2 separate regions of the Homo sapiens genome follow, and region 1 is linked to region 2. A link is a loop called in an ENCODE intact Hi-C map of the cell type or tissue named here. Cell type or tissue: heart left ventricle. All regions are shown on one strand.

Region 1 (8,000 bases), 470 kb after region 2:
CTTGGCAGCCTCAGTGCCAGATCCCCTCTGCAGCCAGCCTAATTCCTCCCTGTTCCTGCCTCCATGAGGCCTCAAGTCTCACATCTGCTGGTCATGCTAGAAGAAGCCATGTAGGCCACTCTATTGCTGCCCACCCTTCCTGCCTACCAAACTCCTGCCCTCAGAATTCCCCAAGCAGGAGACAGGAGACAGGCACAACCCCAACCTTCACCGAGGCTCCTCCAAGTCCAGAGAAGTCACATCAATTTCTTCCCTATTTCAGGTGATCCCAAGAATGCACTCATCAAACCCTGCTCTCGCCTATGAAGATGGACCTATGAGTGCCACAGTTCAGCCAGCACCCAGCCAGTGAAGGAGAGGCCAGCCTCCTCTGGCAGGCAGCCCAATCTCTTTTTTTTAATATTTATTTATTTATTTATTTATTTATTTATTTATTTATTTATTGAGATGGATCTCATTCTGTTGCCCAGGCTGGAGTGCAGTGGTGCTACCATGGCTCACTGCAACATCCACCTCCCCAGTTCAAGCCATCCTCCCACCTCAGCCTCCCCAGTGGATGGGACTCAGGAACATGCCACCACACCTGGCTAATTTTTTTTTTTTTTTGTATTTTTTGTAGACACGGGGTTTCACCATGTTGCCCAGGCTGTTCTCAAGCTCCTGAGCTCAAGGGATCCACCCACCTCGACCTCCCAGTGTGTTGGAATTACAGGCATGAGCCACCATGCCTAGCCAGCATCCCAATCTGTATGGGGGGTTTGCTTAAATTTCCCCATTTGACCTGGGGAGGAGTCCCTCCTGTTGGGAGGGAAAAAGAAACACCCATTCTTCCCTCCAACTTTCTCCTCCATTAACTCATCTTTTCCTTAGAGAGAAGTGCCATCCAGGCTGCAGGACGAATCTTGTGAATCCCTTGGTAGGTCCTCCACAGAGGCATCCAGCATCCCTCTGAAAAAATGGCAAACACGCCCCTATTGCTCTCAGCTTTGGGACATAAACCAGAATTCCCAAGTGAAAGGAACAGTCTCCTTCAACATCCCATGCCCTGTTTTTAAGTAAAGAAACCTGCAGTTCTCCACATGGACACAGGGAGGGGAAAAACACACACTGGGGCCTGCTGGGAAGTGGGGGTGGGGGCAGGTGGGGGGAGGGAGAGCATTAGGACAAATAGCTAATGCATGCTGGGCTGAATACCTAGGTGATGGGTTCACAGGTGCAGAAAACCAGCATGGCACTCGTTTACCTGTACAACAAACCTGTACCTCCTGCACCTGTACCCCAGAACTTAATAAAATAAAATAAGAAACCTGCTGTTCTCCATGGCTGTAAGGAATAAGCAGGATAAAGGGGAATAAAAGAGCCAGTACACACAGGAGACAAAGCAGGTTCACCATCCATCAGCAAATGAGCGCAACAGATATTTACCGAAATGGATGAGAGAAATATCTCAAAGGAGAGCACATTTCTGAAAATACACAGGCAAGAAGGCTTGAAAACTGGTGTCTGCTATTTCTAGCTGAATTATTCCTCCTTGATGAATTATTTCAAAGTCATTTCTACCTATTAGACTTATTTATGTCTATGTTAAAAACCACATATCCTCCTAGAAGAAAAAAAAAAAAAAAACTAGAAAATCCCTTAACAGGAGATATCAAAGTTAACTACTCAACCCCAAGGCTCATTCCAGGAAGGCGTGGAGCCTGAGAAGGGCATCCTGGCAATAGCCAATTGCGCAGCTCGCAAAGGACACCTACATCTTTATATACCAATGGGGAGCTCGACAGAACCAGAGCCTGGCTTGGACAGGCACCTTGCATGGTGCTGCAGAAACTTGCAGCCTAGCAAACGGAGTGAGGCAAGTCACTGTGAAGCACAGGGATGCAGCATGTGCTAACTGGAAAGCACGTTGCTTCGGGGATGGGCTTTTGCATGTCAGGGAAGGATTCCTGAAATTGTTGCAAAGACCAAGAAAAGTATGCCAGGCAACTGGAGACTGGAGGCTCTGCACACTTTCTCCTGGTTAATGACACCATTAAAAAATGACAGCATTTTAAACCTCAGAGTCAGTCTCAATGCCTCCTGGGTCTTCAGCCTCCTTTACTAAATTCTCACCAATTTTTTTCCCTCTTAGTTCAAGCCACCATCTCCTGCCCATCTCCAGTGACAATATTTGGGACCAGGCTCTCCTCTTCCCTCATGCAACCCGGTAGAGCAGCAGAGCTGGCCTTCCAGGTTGCACTTCTCTCCCCTTGCAGAGTTGAATTGTTCAATTCCCCTACAATACGCTCAATCATGACCCCCTATAGATATCCACATTCTAACCCCCAAAAACTGTGAATGTTACCCAATATGGCAAATGGGGCTTTGCAGATGTATTAGTCCAATCTCTATACCTATAAAGCTCTACCTGAGCCTGGGTAATTTACGAAGAAAAAGGTTTAAATGACTCATAGTTCTGCAGGCTTAACAGAAAGCATGACTGCAGAAGCTCAGGAAACTTAAAATCATGGGGAAAGATGAAAGGGAAGTAAGCACGCCTTACCATGGCAGAGCAGGAGAGAGATAGAGAAAGCAAAGTGGGAAGTGCTATGCTTTCAAACAACCAGATCTCATGAGGATTCTATCATGAGAACAGTAAGGGGGAAGTCCGCTCCCATGATTCAGTCACATCCCACCAGGCCCCTCCTCCGACACATAGGGATTACAATTTGAGATAAGATTTGGGTTGGGACACAGAGCCAAACCATATCGGCAGATGTGAGTAAATTAAGGCTCATGAGATGGGGGGGACTATGCCGGATTTATCTGGGTGGGCCTGATGATATCACAAGAGTCCTTATAAGAGGTATACAGGAGGATCAAAGTAACAAAGTCCATGCAGCCACAGATGCAGAGACTAAAGTGATGCAGCCACAGATGCAGAGACTGGAGTGATGCGGCCATAAGCCAAGGAATGCTGGCAGCCTCTGGAAGCTAGGAGAGGAAAGGAATGAATTACATTCACCCTTGGAGCTTCCAGAAGGAAGGCAGCCTTGCAGACACCTTGATTTTAGTCCTGTAAAACTCATTTCAGATTTCTAACCTCGAAAACTATAAGAATAAATGTGTGGTGTTTTATGCCACTATGAAGCCATTTGTTACAGCAGCAGCATGAAACTAATACATCCTGTTCCTTAAAAGATTAATACTGAACTCCCAGTAGACACAAGTGGCACCAACCTATCCCTTCCTTCTCAGCTCCCACCACGCCTCCACCCATGGACCTCATGCATCAGCCACACTTATCTCCTTAAATCTTCCCCTAGAGAGGCTGGTTGTTTCCAATCCTTGTGCCTTTGCACATACTGCTGCCTTAGAAGAGAACACTTTGGGCCTCCCCTCTCTGCCAAGAAAATCTCTGCTAATCAGTCACACAGTAGCTCTGATACCACCACCTCTGTCAAACCTTCCTTGCCCTCCTTGTGCAAATTTAGCCTCTCTACACTCTATCATTATGTGGTATCAACATAAAGATCTTCTTAAGAATTTCTCACATTAAAAAATATTGATACATAATATTTTATATAGCTGGCTGGGCACAGTGGCTCACGTCTGTAATCCCAACACCTTGGGAGGCCAAGGCGGGCAGATCATGAGGTCAGGAGTTCGAGAGCAGCCTGGCCGATATGGTGAAACCCTGTCTCTACTAAAAATACAAAAATTAGCTGGGTGTGGTGGCATGCGCCTATAATCCCAGTTACTTGGGAGGCTGAGGCAGAAGAATCACTTGAACCCAGGAGGCGGAGGTTGCAGTGAGCCAAGATCGCGCCACTGCACTCCAGACTGAGTGACAGAGAGAGACTCCATCTCAAAAAAAAAAAAAAAAAAAAAAAAAATATATATATATATATATATAATATTTATGGGTTACGTGTGGTATTTTGTTACATGCATCAAATGTGTCATGATCAAGTCAGGGTTTTGGGGTGTCCATCACCTCAAGGGTTGATCATTTCTATGAATTGGGAACATTTCAAGTCCTCTTCTAGTTATCTGGAAATCTACAATACATTGTTGTTAACTACAGTCACCCTACTCTGCTATCAAATATTAGAATGTATTCCTTCTAACTGTATTTTTGCACCCATTAACCAACCTCTCTACGAACCCTACCCCTGCCATTCACCCTTCCCAGCCTCTGGTATCTATCGCTTCACTCTCTGGCCCCATGAGGTCGACTTTTTTAACTTCCACATATGAGTGAGAACATTCAATATGTTCTTTTCTGTGCCCGACTTATTTCACTTAACATAGTGACCTCCAGCTCCATCCATGTCCCTGCAAATGACACGATTTCATTCTTTTTTAGGGTCAAATGGTACTCTGCTGTGCATACACACCACATTTTCTTTATCCATTCCTCTGTTGCTGGACACTTAGTTTGATTCTATACCTTTGCTATTATGAATACTGCTGCAATGAACAGGGGTGCAGGTATCCCTCTGACACACTGATTTCCTTTCCTTTGCATAAATACTCAGCACTAGGATTGTGGAGGGTATGGAAGTTCTAGAATTTATTACATTTTTACAGTAGGTTCAATAACGTGACTGTCTTCACCCCCTCAGGTACAACCCAGGTAACCCCAGAAATGTATCTGCCTATATAAGACTAGAACCAAGAAGAACCCAAAAAACACAGGGAGAATGAACCGAAGACTAAATAAAGGGTTGTGTCCTTCAGCTGTCAAACTAAGAGGGCCTATGATAAAGAAAGCATGTGCGGCATGCTCAACCCCTAGAGAGCAGGTCCAAGAGGAATGAAGGCACAACTGGAAGCATCAGCTGCCCCCAGCAGGCTAATCCACATGCTCTCCCCTCACTCTCAAAGTCAAAATGTTCAAAAAGCTAATAGGAGGGCCTGCTGAGAGCCACCTCCAGGCTTGCAAGTGCCAGAGCAGTAGCTCTCAAACGATAGTCCCCAAGACCAGCAGTATCACCTAGGAAGATGCCAGAAAACGCAAATTTACAAGCCCCACTCGCTCCCACACATGGAAACATCAGATTGCTGAAGTTGTTTTTTTGTTTTTTTGGGACGGAATGTCGCTCTATCGCCCAGGCTGGAGTGCAGTGGTGTGATCTCGGCTCACTGCAAGCTCCGCCTCCCGGGTTCACGCCATTCTCCTGCCTCAGCCTCCCAAGTAGCTAGGACTACAGGCGCCTGCCACCACGCCGGCTAACTTTTTGTATTTTTTTAGTAGAGACGGGGTTTCACCGTGTTAGCCAGGATGGTCTCGATCTCCTGACCTAGTGATCCGCCCGCCTTGGCCTCTCAAAGTGCTGGGATTACAGGCATGAGCCACCGCTCCCGGCCAGATCACTGAGGTTTTAACAAGACCTCCAGGTGTTTGCAAGCCCACTAAAGTTTGTGACCCACTCTTTCAGAGGCAAGGAAAACCCAAGGAGGCTCTAAAGGTAAATTCCTGCAAGTGGCAAACAGTTCTCTTCCCTGTATTTGTTTGCTAGCATTGCCATAACAAAATTGCACAGACTGGGTGGCTGAAACAACAGACATTCACTGTCTCATCGTTCTGGAGGCTGGAAGCATAAGATCAAAGTGCTGCAAGATTGCTTCTTGTTTTTTTGTTTTGTTTTGTTTTTTGGAGTCTCGCTCTGCGGCCAAGGCTGGAGTGCAGTAGCGCAATCTCAGCTCACTGCAACCTCCGCCTCCCGGGTTCAAATGATTCTCCTGCCTCAGCCTCCCAAGTAGCTGGGACTACAGGCACCCGCCACCACACCCAGTTAATTTTTTATATTTTTAGTAGAGACAGGGTTTCACCATGTTAGCCAGGATGGTCTCAATCTCCTGACCTCAAGATCCGCCTGCCTCAGCCTCCCAAAGGACTGCTTCTTTCTGCAGGCCTCTCTCCTTGGTTTGCAGATGGCCCGTCTTATCCTTGTGCAACCTCATATGGTCTTTCCTCTCTGTGCACACATGTGTGTCCAAATTTCCTCTTCTCATAAGGACACCAGTCGGCTGGGTGTGGTGTCTCATGCCTGTAATCCCAGTACTTTGGGAGGCTGAGGTGGGTGGATTGCTTGAACTTACGAGTTTGAGACCAGCCTGGGCAACAAAGTGAAACCCTATCTCTACAAAACAAACAAAAATTAGCTGGGCTTGGTGGCTCGTGCCTGTGGTCCCAGCTACTTGGGGAGCTCAGGTGGGAGGATCACTTGAGCCCAGGAGGCAGAGGTTGCAGTGAGCCAAGATCACGCGACTGCACTCCAGCCTGGGTGACAGAGCAAGACCCTGTCTCAAAAAAAAAAAAAAAAAAAGAAAGTAAAAAAAAAGGACACCAGTCAGTCATCTTGGATTAAGGCCCACTCTAAAGACCTCATTTTAATTTAATTATCCCTTAAGATCTTTAAGATCTTTTCTACAAGTACAGTCTCATTCTGAGGTTCTGGGGATTAGGACTTTAACATAGGAATTTGGGGAAAATGCAATTCAACCCATAATAGTTCCCAAGAATTGAAATTGTGCCAAGTGAACAACTCCAATTTGCCTGCCAATGACAAGTGACATATACATAAGAAACAGGTTGGGCACAGTGGCTTACACCTGTAATCTCAGCACTTTGGGAGGCTGAGGCAGGAGGACTGCTTGAGGCCGGGACTTTGAGACCAGCCTGGACAACATAATGACAGTCTGCCTCTACAAGAAAAAAAATTAAAAATCAGCCAGGCAAAATGGCACATGCCTGTAGTCCCAGCTACTCAGAAGGCTGAGGTGGGAGGATCACTTGAGCCCAGGAGTTTGAAGCTGCAGTGAGCTATGATCGCACCACTGCACTCCAGCCTGGGTGACAGAGCAAGATCTCGCCTACAAAAAAAATAAAAATCAATTAAGATTTAAAAGAAGAAACCAACAGGGCAATTCATCCTGACATTCTTGTTCACCATCACCATCATCACGCGTCAGAAACACAGCCTCCTAGGTGCACGCTCAGGTAATCGGGGTGCCCAAGATGTAGACCCCCTCAGTGCTCACGGCTCCCGGGAAGAGGGCCCAAGCTCGTCACCTCTGGCAGCTGTCTTATTTTACTCCACTATGCTGTAGAAACACCATCATTTTCCATGGAGGTGGCAATGTGAAAAGGGTGAGATAATAATAGTAACTACCACCTCCGATTCCTAAGAGGAATAAATGAAGTACACGTGCAAAAAGCTGAGACACACTTGGCACAGAGGCTACACCTCCACAGAAGAATGCCCAGCCAGTGTTCCTTACGGTTGTCACGATCACCACCACTGTCACAGCCAAGGGCACCAGGGCAAGCCCCCTGCCAGGCACTACCTCAGGGATTCAAGGCACACGAAGCCAACCTTCCAGGGTCTCCATTTCACGGAGGAAGGAGCTTCCTCCTCTTGGTTGGTGACCCCACCAAATGATTTGCAGTGTCTCTTCCAGTTTGGAGATGCTATGCATCTCTTGACACTTCTATAATTCTGCCATTCTCCCTGACTCCCAGGAGAACCCGGGATCTGTGAAGACCTCAGAAGCTGAGTGCTAGGCTGACTGAAACACAGACCTTTGCTTTAGTTATTCTGCTGTGTGAGATCCATTTGCCAAGGGAAATTGGGGAAAGTATTTTTGCTCCGGTGGCTCTGAGCAGTCAAATAACTTCCTCAAGCACCTGCCTGGCAAGTGGAAAAACTGAAAGTGGCTTTGCTCAATCCCTCTAAGCTCCGAAAGGGAACAGGGGCCCATGAGTCCTGCCAGGCAGAATCCAGGATGCATCTCAAGCAGCGACTCTCAGACGTGACCGCACGTTGGAACCATCCAGGCAACTTTAAAGACCTCTAGTGCCTGACCCCACCCAGATTTTCTGATATAATCCATCGGAGTATAGCCTGAGCATGGGGACTTCTCCAACTGTCCAAGGGCTTCCAAAGTGCACACATAGGGGAATCCCTGCACTGCGAAGTCAGCTGCCCACTCAGGAGGATGAGCCGGTGTGA
Region 2 (8,000 bases):
TCACTCTAGGGTGGGTGCTCAGAAAAGCTATGTTGAAGAGAATTTGCATGAGTCAGAGTTACGCCAGTAAGGAAGATGTTATTCAAGATGATAGGGGAAGCTAACCCCGACTCTGCTGACACCATGGGCTGGAGGGCTTCTAAGCATAAGCACTGGGGTGCCCTAGTGCAAAAGTCCTGGAGGATGTTGGGGTAAGGTTGCTTGGTGGGATGTGCCAAGTACATTGAGTTGTTCCAGAGTTTGCAAATGTTTTTTTCTGTGATTGGGTCATCTGTGGTTGCTGGGCTCAAGCGATCCTCCTGCCTCATCGCCTCAGCCTCCTGAATAGCTGGGACTACAGGTACGCACCCCCCATGCCTGGCAGTGTTTCTTCAAGTTAATGGTAGAAGAGAAGGGAGGTCGGGGTGAGAGTCAAGAAGCCCATCTAAAGTCCAGTCAAGCTGAGTCTAGGTCAACCGTGTCCTTGCCCCTGAATTCCACAACTTCTGTTTCCTCTTGGAGGATCCTCTCAGTTGTGACACTTTGCCTTTTGCCCACTAGATGGCACTGCTGCAGTGCTTGCTTCAGAAACCTAGGCGATGGGAAACCGTCAGAGACCCAGGCAGGACCTTGGTGGCAAGAAGATTTTAATGCACAAATCTCCTCTACTCAGTGGCTTGTCTCTGGATTTCTCTCTATGGTGTTCATGGGGCCCTGAATGCCATATTTAAACTTAGAGTTTTGCTGAAGCACACAGCCCTGTCGTAAAAGCGATTGTATGCAGATTAGGGTTTCCCTGCTCATGCTTGCCTTTGGGATGTGGGCCACCAGGATTGGCCTTTGCTTGAGTGTCCTGATGGGCAGAGTTAACCAGCTCCTGGATGGCTCATGACCTCAGCGCTCTCGTGATAGCCACAAGAGTTGATCCTTGCTCTGCAACCCAAAGACTTGATCTGTTGTATCTGAAGGATATGACCACAGAGGTGGGCGTTTATTTTATTTTATTTATTTACTTACTGAGACAGAGTCTCACTCTGTTGCCCAGGTTACAGTGCGTTGGTGCAATCCTAGCTCACTGCAGCCTCGAACTCCTGGGCTCAAGCCATCCTCCCACCTCAGCCTCCAGAGTAGCTGGGACTGCAAGTGTACACCACTATGCCCGGCTAATTTTTTTATTTTTGTAGAGATGGAATCTTGCTATGTTGCCCAAGCTGGTCTTGAATGCCTGGCCTCAAGTGATCCTCCCACCTCAGCCTCCCAAAGTGTTGGGATTACAGGTACGTACCTTTGACCCAGTATATGGCAAAATTTGAAGCTTAGAATCAAGAAAGCTGAAAGCAAAGACAAAATGGGAGGGTTCTGTTATCAGGACAGAGTCTAGAAAACCCCCTGCAGAGATTTCGCCAGGGCGTGGCTGAATCACTCTGGAGCACATCCTAGGTGACAAACAGGCTCTCATACCCTCTTCTGACCTGAGCCCCCTCCAGGGACCCAGGTATGAAAGGTGGCTGTGATAACCCAGGAAATGAGCCTGGGATATCGTCAGGTTACCTGGGATAGTTAAGAGGTCTGGGGTGGACAGATGGAATGAGATAAAGTCCCTTGCATGGTATCCAGCATGTAAGGCATTTTGGTTGCTATTCTTTAAAAATGGATTACTGTTACTATTCTTAGTGACCAGGGGATCCATACTTTGAATTGCTACCTGCCTTTAATACTTTTGGGGGTTTCACCTCTGAGGATGGTGTCTGACATCTTGCTGTGCCCTAGCAAGGTAAGATGTGAGCAAGAACGCTACCTCGGCGGCTTCTTTTATTTTTAAAATTTTATTTATTTTTTAAAAATAAAGGCCAGGCACGGTGGCTCACACCTATAATCCCAGCACTTTGGGAGGCCGAGGCGGGTGGATCACAAGGTCAGGAGTTTGAGACCAGCCTGACCAATGTGGTGAAACCCCATCTCTACTAAAAATTCAAAAGTTAGCCAGGCATGGTGGCGCACACCTGTAATCCCAGCTACTCAGGAGGCTGAGGTAGGAGAATCACTTGCACCCGGGAGGCGGAGGCTGCAGTGAGCCGAGGTCGCACTACTGCACTCCAGCCTGGGAGACAGAGTGAGATTCCGTCTCTAAAAATAAAAATAAAAATAAAAATAAAAATAAAAATAGAGATGAGGTCTCGCTATGTTGCCCAGGCTGGTCTCGAACTCCTGGCCTCATGTGATCCTCTCACCTTGGTCTCCCAAAGCTCTGGGATTATAGGCATGAGCCATGGTGCCCAGCCCTCTGCAGCTTAACAAGTTCATGGGACTCATCAGGGCTTCATGTGTAGGATTCAGGGAATCTATGAGCTTGGATGGGAAAATTATTCCCTTTGTTTCGTTTACCTCTAAATGAAAGATAACATTTCCTTTAATTATGAATGTAAACAACAAACCACTGTAGACAAAACAGAACCTGACCTTTTGTCACCAACAGAAATCACAGATTTTTTGTCAAATTATAGGTGCTGCAGAAATCTTGTAATAACATTGATGCTCATACAACTTTGAAATTATAGCGAGTAGACCCATCACTTATGGTCTATTTAATGCATTAATCAAAAGTACATATAGTTCTAATAAAGTATACATTATTTATTTATTTTCTTTCTTTCTTTTTTTTGAAAAGATACAAGTTCTCACTTTGTCTCACAGGCTGGAGTGCAGTGGTGCCATCATAGCTCACAGCAACCTCGAACTCCTGGGCTCAAGTGATCCTCCCACCTCTTGGGTAATATCTTTATAGCAGTGTGAGAAAGGACTAATAACATTTCACAGTCTTAAACTCTAGATTTTTTTTTACAGTGATGCATTTTTTCACTTCAGCCTCCTAGGTAGCTGGGACCACAGGTGGGCCAACATGTCCAGATAATTCTTTTTTTTTTTTTTTTTTTTTTTTAGAGATGGGGTCTTGCTATGTTGCCCAGGCTGATCTGGAACTCCTGGTTTCAAGCCGTCCTCCTGCCTCTGGAAGGCCCCCAAATGCCTGGAGGTACAAGGCCAACCCAGGGCTGGTACCATGCGTCGCAGCACAGGCCAGGTCATAGAAGGGAACGTGTTCGCTAGCTCTGGTCTCCTCTGACCACCCCTCATCCCCATCCGCATCGCTGCTCCGCCGGGGAGAAATCAATGAAGCCTCACAACCCTCCTGCTTTCCTTCATTTCAGGGGAAAGGAAGCAGCGGAATCAAGGCCAGGCGCCAGCAGGGGGCGCTAGAGCATCGGTCTTCAGAGCCCGGCTTCCCAGCTGAGCTCCCGCGCGGGACGTCCAAGGAGCAGACACCTGCTCAGGGCGCCTCCCTCCTCGGGGGGCCTGCGGGTGCTCCAAACACCCGGCCAGACCTAGCCTTGGGCAGCCTAGGCCGCTTCACAGCTTGCTGTCGCTGTATACCTTAAAATTTGCATTCCCTTCAACAGGTTAGGTAGGACATTAGGGGGAAGCCACGACCAGAATGCAGTTCAGATTTCCAGCGGGGGCGCTGCGCCTGCAGGTGCTGGGAGAGCCAGCCCGCACCCCTCCCTTGCAAGACTGGCACTCCCTGTGTCTCCCTCTCCCTCCCTCCCTCCCTCCTTCCCTTGCTCCCTCCCTCCCTCCTTCCCTTGCTCCTTCCCTCCCTCCTTCCCTTGCTCCCTCCCTCCCTCCTTCCCTCCTTCATTTTTCTTCCCTCTTTCCTTCCTACTTTCCTCTCTCCTTCCTTTTCTTTCTCCTTCTCCCTTTTCTTTCTTTTTATCCTTCTTTCCCTCTTTTATCTTTCCTTCCTTCCTCCCTTCCTTCCACTCTCTTTGGCTTTCTCTGTAAATATTTCTCTCTTGTCTCTATTTTTCTAATTCCTTATTTATTTCTCCCTGTCACTCTGTACTTGTTTCTCTGTATCTCTTTATCTCTTTTCATCTCTCCTGTCCCTTTCTGCCTCTTTCTCCTTTTCCCTCTCCCTCTCTCTGTTACACACACACACACACACACACACACTCATGATTTTCTCCTAGGCCTGCAGCTCTTTGAGGCTGGAGGCCAGCCCTGCAGCTCATGAAATCCGGGAATCCGCAGGGATTGCAGTGGGTGGGCAGCCTCTTTAATAATTGCTTCCATAGTCAAATACTGCAGGCCCTTTTGTGACTCCTCCTCCAGGCAGACTCACCACAGGGCACAATGCAGCCTGCATTGTAGGTGGTGGTGTGCAAATCCACAGGTGCTAGCATCTCACAGAACATTCTCCTTCTACCACCAATGACCCGAGTCACCTGGGATAAGGTACTGAACCTCTCTGGGTCTGTTTCCTTGTTTAAATGGGCCTCTCCAAATTAGATTAAATCTTGTATCTAAACAGGGGTCTTGTGAGACTACTATGTGTGGAAGACAGTGTGGGGTTTTTGATTTGTTTTAGTTTGTTTTTTGAGATGGTCTTGCTCTGTCGCACAGGCTGGACTGCAGTGGTGCTATCATGGTTCGCTGCAGCCTGGATTCCCTGGACTCAAGCGGTCCTCCAACCTCAGCCTCCCGAGTAGCTGGGACCACAGGCATACGCCACCACACCTGGCTAATTTTTTGTATTTTTTGTAGAGACGAGGTCTCACTATGTTGTCCAGGCTGGTCTCAAACTCCTAAGTTCAAGCAATCTGCCCACCTTGGCCTCCCAGAGTGCTGGGATTACAGGCGTGAGTCGTCCTGCCCTGCCTGTAGACAGCTTTTGAAATGGCTCCCAGCGACGGCTGCCTCTTGTTGTTCACACCCCTCTATAATCCCCTCCCTTTGCGATGGGCCAAACTGAGAGACTCACTTCTAGCAAAAAGATTATGGCAAAAGTATGGGATTTCACTTCTGAGATTTGGCTACACAAAATTGATTTCCGTCGGGCCAGCTCTTCTCAAAGGTGCTCCTTGCTCACGTGCTTTGATGAAACTGTACTGTCATGAGCTGCCCTACAAAGAGGCCCACATGGTGAGGAACTCAGGCCTCTGGCCTCTGGCCAACAGCCAGTAAAGAACAGAGGGTCTCAGGCCAACTGAATCATCCCAACAATCGTGAATCTTGGAAAGGAATCTTCCCTCAGTTGAGCTTTCAAATGTCTCCAGCTGTACCCGACATCTTAATTGCAGCCTGGGAGAGCCCCTGAAGCAAAGGACTCCCCAAAGCTGCCTTCAGGAGATGACCCCCAGAGACTATGAGGTGATAAATGCTGTTGTTTTAAGTCACTGGATTTTGGGAGAATTTATTATGCAGAAATAGATAACTAACACAATATGTAAAAGATGTTGTGTTATAGCTAGAGCAGGCTAAAGTGCAGTAACAAATAACCCCAGACATGAAATGGCTCAACAAAACAATCCTGGTTTGGTATTCAGGTCAATGAGGAGGGTCTCTTTCATTCAGATATTTAGGGACTTAGATTCCTTCCCCCTTATGGCTCTACCATCCCCTAAGGCCCTGTTGTTTTCTGCATCCAGCCCAGAAGGAGAAAGGGAGCGTGGTCAAGGCAAAGTCACCCCACAAAAGCGCAGCCCCAAAGAGCTACCTGTGATATCTACTCACATTCTTTTGGGGAAAGTTATTATTATTATTATATATTTTTTTGAGATGGAGTCTTGCTGTGTCATCCAGGCTGGAGTGCAGTGGTGAGATCTCGGCTCACTGCAACCTTCACCTCCCAGGTTCAAGTGATTCTCCTGCCTCAGTCTCCCAAGTAGCTGAGATAATAGGTGCACATCACCACACCCAGCTAATTTTTTTGTATTTTTAGTAGAGGTAAGGTTTCACCATGTTGGCCAGGCTGGTCTCAAACTCCTGACCTCAAGTGATCTGCCCACCTAGGCCTCCCAAAGTGCTGGGATTACAGGCATGAGCCACTGTGCCTGGCCTCTCTTGGGGAAAATTATATCGCATGTTTCCACTTACTTTCTAAGGAGATTGAGAGCTATATCTACTGATGGTGGCTCCAATCTTAGAATGCATAGTATAGGCCTAGCCTCAAACTACTCAATATATATTGGCCCTAGGGAGTCTGGCCCTACCTAGGTTCTTCGTCTCCATGTCACCTCTCCTGACACTGAAATTGTCAGGGACTTGTCTACTGAGAAGTTCTTTCCTTTTTCTTTTTCTTTTTCTTTTTCTTTTTTTTTTTTTGAGATGGAGTCTCGCACTGTTGCCTGGGCTGGAGTGCGATGGTGCGATCTTGGCTCACTGCAACCTCCGCCTCCTGGGTTCAAGCAATTCTCCTGCCTCAGCCTCCCAAGTAGCTGGGATTACAGGCACCTGCCACCATGTCCGGCTAATTTTTTATATTTTTTTTAGTAGAGACGGGGTTTCACCATGTTGCCCAGGCTGATCTCAAACTCCTGACCTTGTGATCCACCTACCTCAGCCTCCCAATCCTTTTTTCATCTCGTACGTGGCCCATGTGTCCTCATGCTGCCTAACCACAGCCTGGGAGAATCTTCTCTCCTCTGGCCTGCTTCTACTCAGGCTGTAGATTTGACAGAGTGTTTGATCTGCTTCAGTGAGTGGCTTTTGTGTGGGGCAGTGGTTGATTTATTTCTAACTCACCTACAAAATTATGAGCTCCGGAATGTTTCCACCCAACACTACATCTTCATCTTCAGGTCAAACCATTGTACCCGAATTTTAGACTACACTGTTTCTGAATCAGCAGAAATCTGCTCCTGGAGCAATAAAGATGATGTTCAATGGCATATGAAGAAATCCAGATGACTGGCATAAACCAAAGGTTCATTTTCCACTTTATTTTTCTCTCTTGTAAAGAAACTCTTAAGTAGGCAAAGCCAGAGTTAGTATGGTAGCTTCATCAGGAGCCTTGATATTTCTTTCTTTTTTTTTTCTTTTTGTTGAGACGGAGTCTCACTCTGTCGCCCAGGCTGGAGTGCAGTGGCGTGATCTTGGCTCACTGCAAGCTCCACCTCCCGGGTTCACGCCATTCTCCTGCCTCAGCCTCCCAAGTAGCTGGGACTATAGGTGCCTGCCACCACGCCTGGCTAATTTTTTGTATTTTTAGTAGAGACGGGGTTTCACTGTGTTAGCCAGGATGGTCTCGATCTCCTGACCTCGTGATCCTCCCACCTCGGCCTCCCAAAGTGCTGGGATTACAGGCGTGAGCCACTGTGCCAGGCTGAGCCTTGATATTTCTACTGCACCATTTCAAAGCCACTTTTATCTTTGCAAAATAGTTTGCAAGATGGTTGCTGCAGCTCCAGCCATTATGTCTGTATTCCAGGCAGCAGTAAAAAGAGAAGGCAAGGGCCAAAGGGTGTATCACCCAGCTGAATTATCCTCTTTAAAGAGCATTCCCATAATTCAACCCAATGACATCCACTTACCTCTCATTGGCCACCCCTGTCTGCAAGGGAGGCCAGGAACTGTGGTTTTCCAGCTGCATGCATTGCGGAACACAGCAATATGGGGTAGAATTATCCAACTCAAGAAGAAGGGGAACTTGGGTAGGCAGCCAGCAGTCTCTGACACATCCTCTTATTCTCTAAGGGAGCAGAAAGATGGATTCCCACAGATCCAAGTCCCAATTGGCTTTTCTGTAATAGCTATTAATGGTATTGACTAAAGTGTCTGTATCACTGCACTTTTATGGCTCTGCTGAGAAGAACACCCCAAGGCCACTGGCTCCTTTGTTATAGCTAATAATGGCCCAGTGTTAGAAAATGGCAGTGATATCTCTTGGGCAAATGGATGACCACTTCTCAGACCCAGGCATCCAGAATTGGCCAGGGCTGCCTGACATGATTGCATGAGACAATGCCCATGGAATGTTTTTTAAAATTAGTATTAGACTTTATTTTAGAACAGTTTTAGATTTACAGAAAAATTGACTGAGATCGTAGAAAGAGTTCTCATAATTTATCCCCCGCAACCACACACACAAACTTCCCCTATCATAAAAATCTTACACGGGTTAGATATATTTGTTAGAATTAATAAACCAATACTGATAAATCTTTTTTTTTTTTTAAGACAGAGTC

What was found. Peaks named below come from ENCODE experiments on the same cell type or tissue, not always from the same donor. Only the 100,000 strongest peaks of a DNase experiment are listed, where the experiment ranks them.
Region 1: a loop joins it to region 2, with 3 times the contacts of the local background. A loop is called at or near these places in 4 of 110 quality-filtered maps.

Annotation. Positions count from the first base shown.
Region 1 is chr7:71,260,994-71,268,993 of GRCh38, reverse strand. All of the region lies in intron 1 of GALNT17 (polypeptide N-acetylgalactosaminyltransferase 17), which reads right to left. Among named protein-coding and RNA genes, the nearest start is that of MIR3914-2, 43 kb to the left of the region's middle. In heart left ventricle, a CTCF peak has its summit at 4,847 (motif pointing left); no DNase peak of the experiment used is centred here; H3K27ac peaks cover 1,517 bases.
Region 2 is chr7:71,728,684-71,736,683 of GRCh38, reverse strand. No RefSeq gene overlaps it. Among named protein-coding and RNA genes, the nearest start is that of MIR3914-1, 420 kb to the right of the region's middle. RefSeq lists an enhancer at 3,232-3,421. In heart left ventricle, CTCF peaks have their summits at 536 (motif pointing right), 3,023 and 3,231 (motif pointing right); DNase peaks (open chromatin) are centred at 3,243 and 3,488; H3K4me3 peaks cover 304 bases; H3K27me3 peaks cover 397 bases.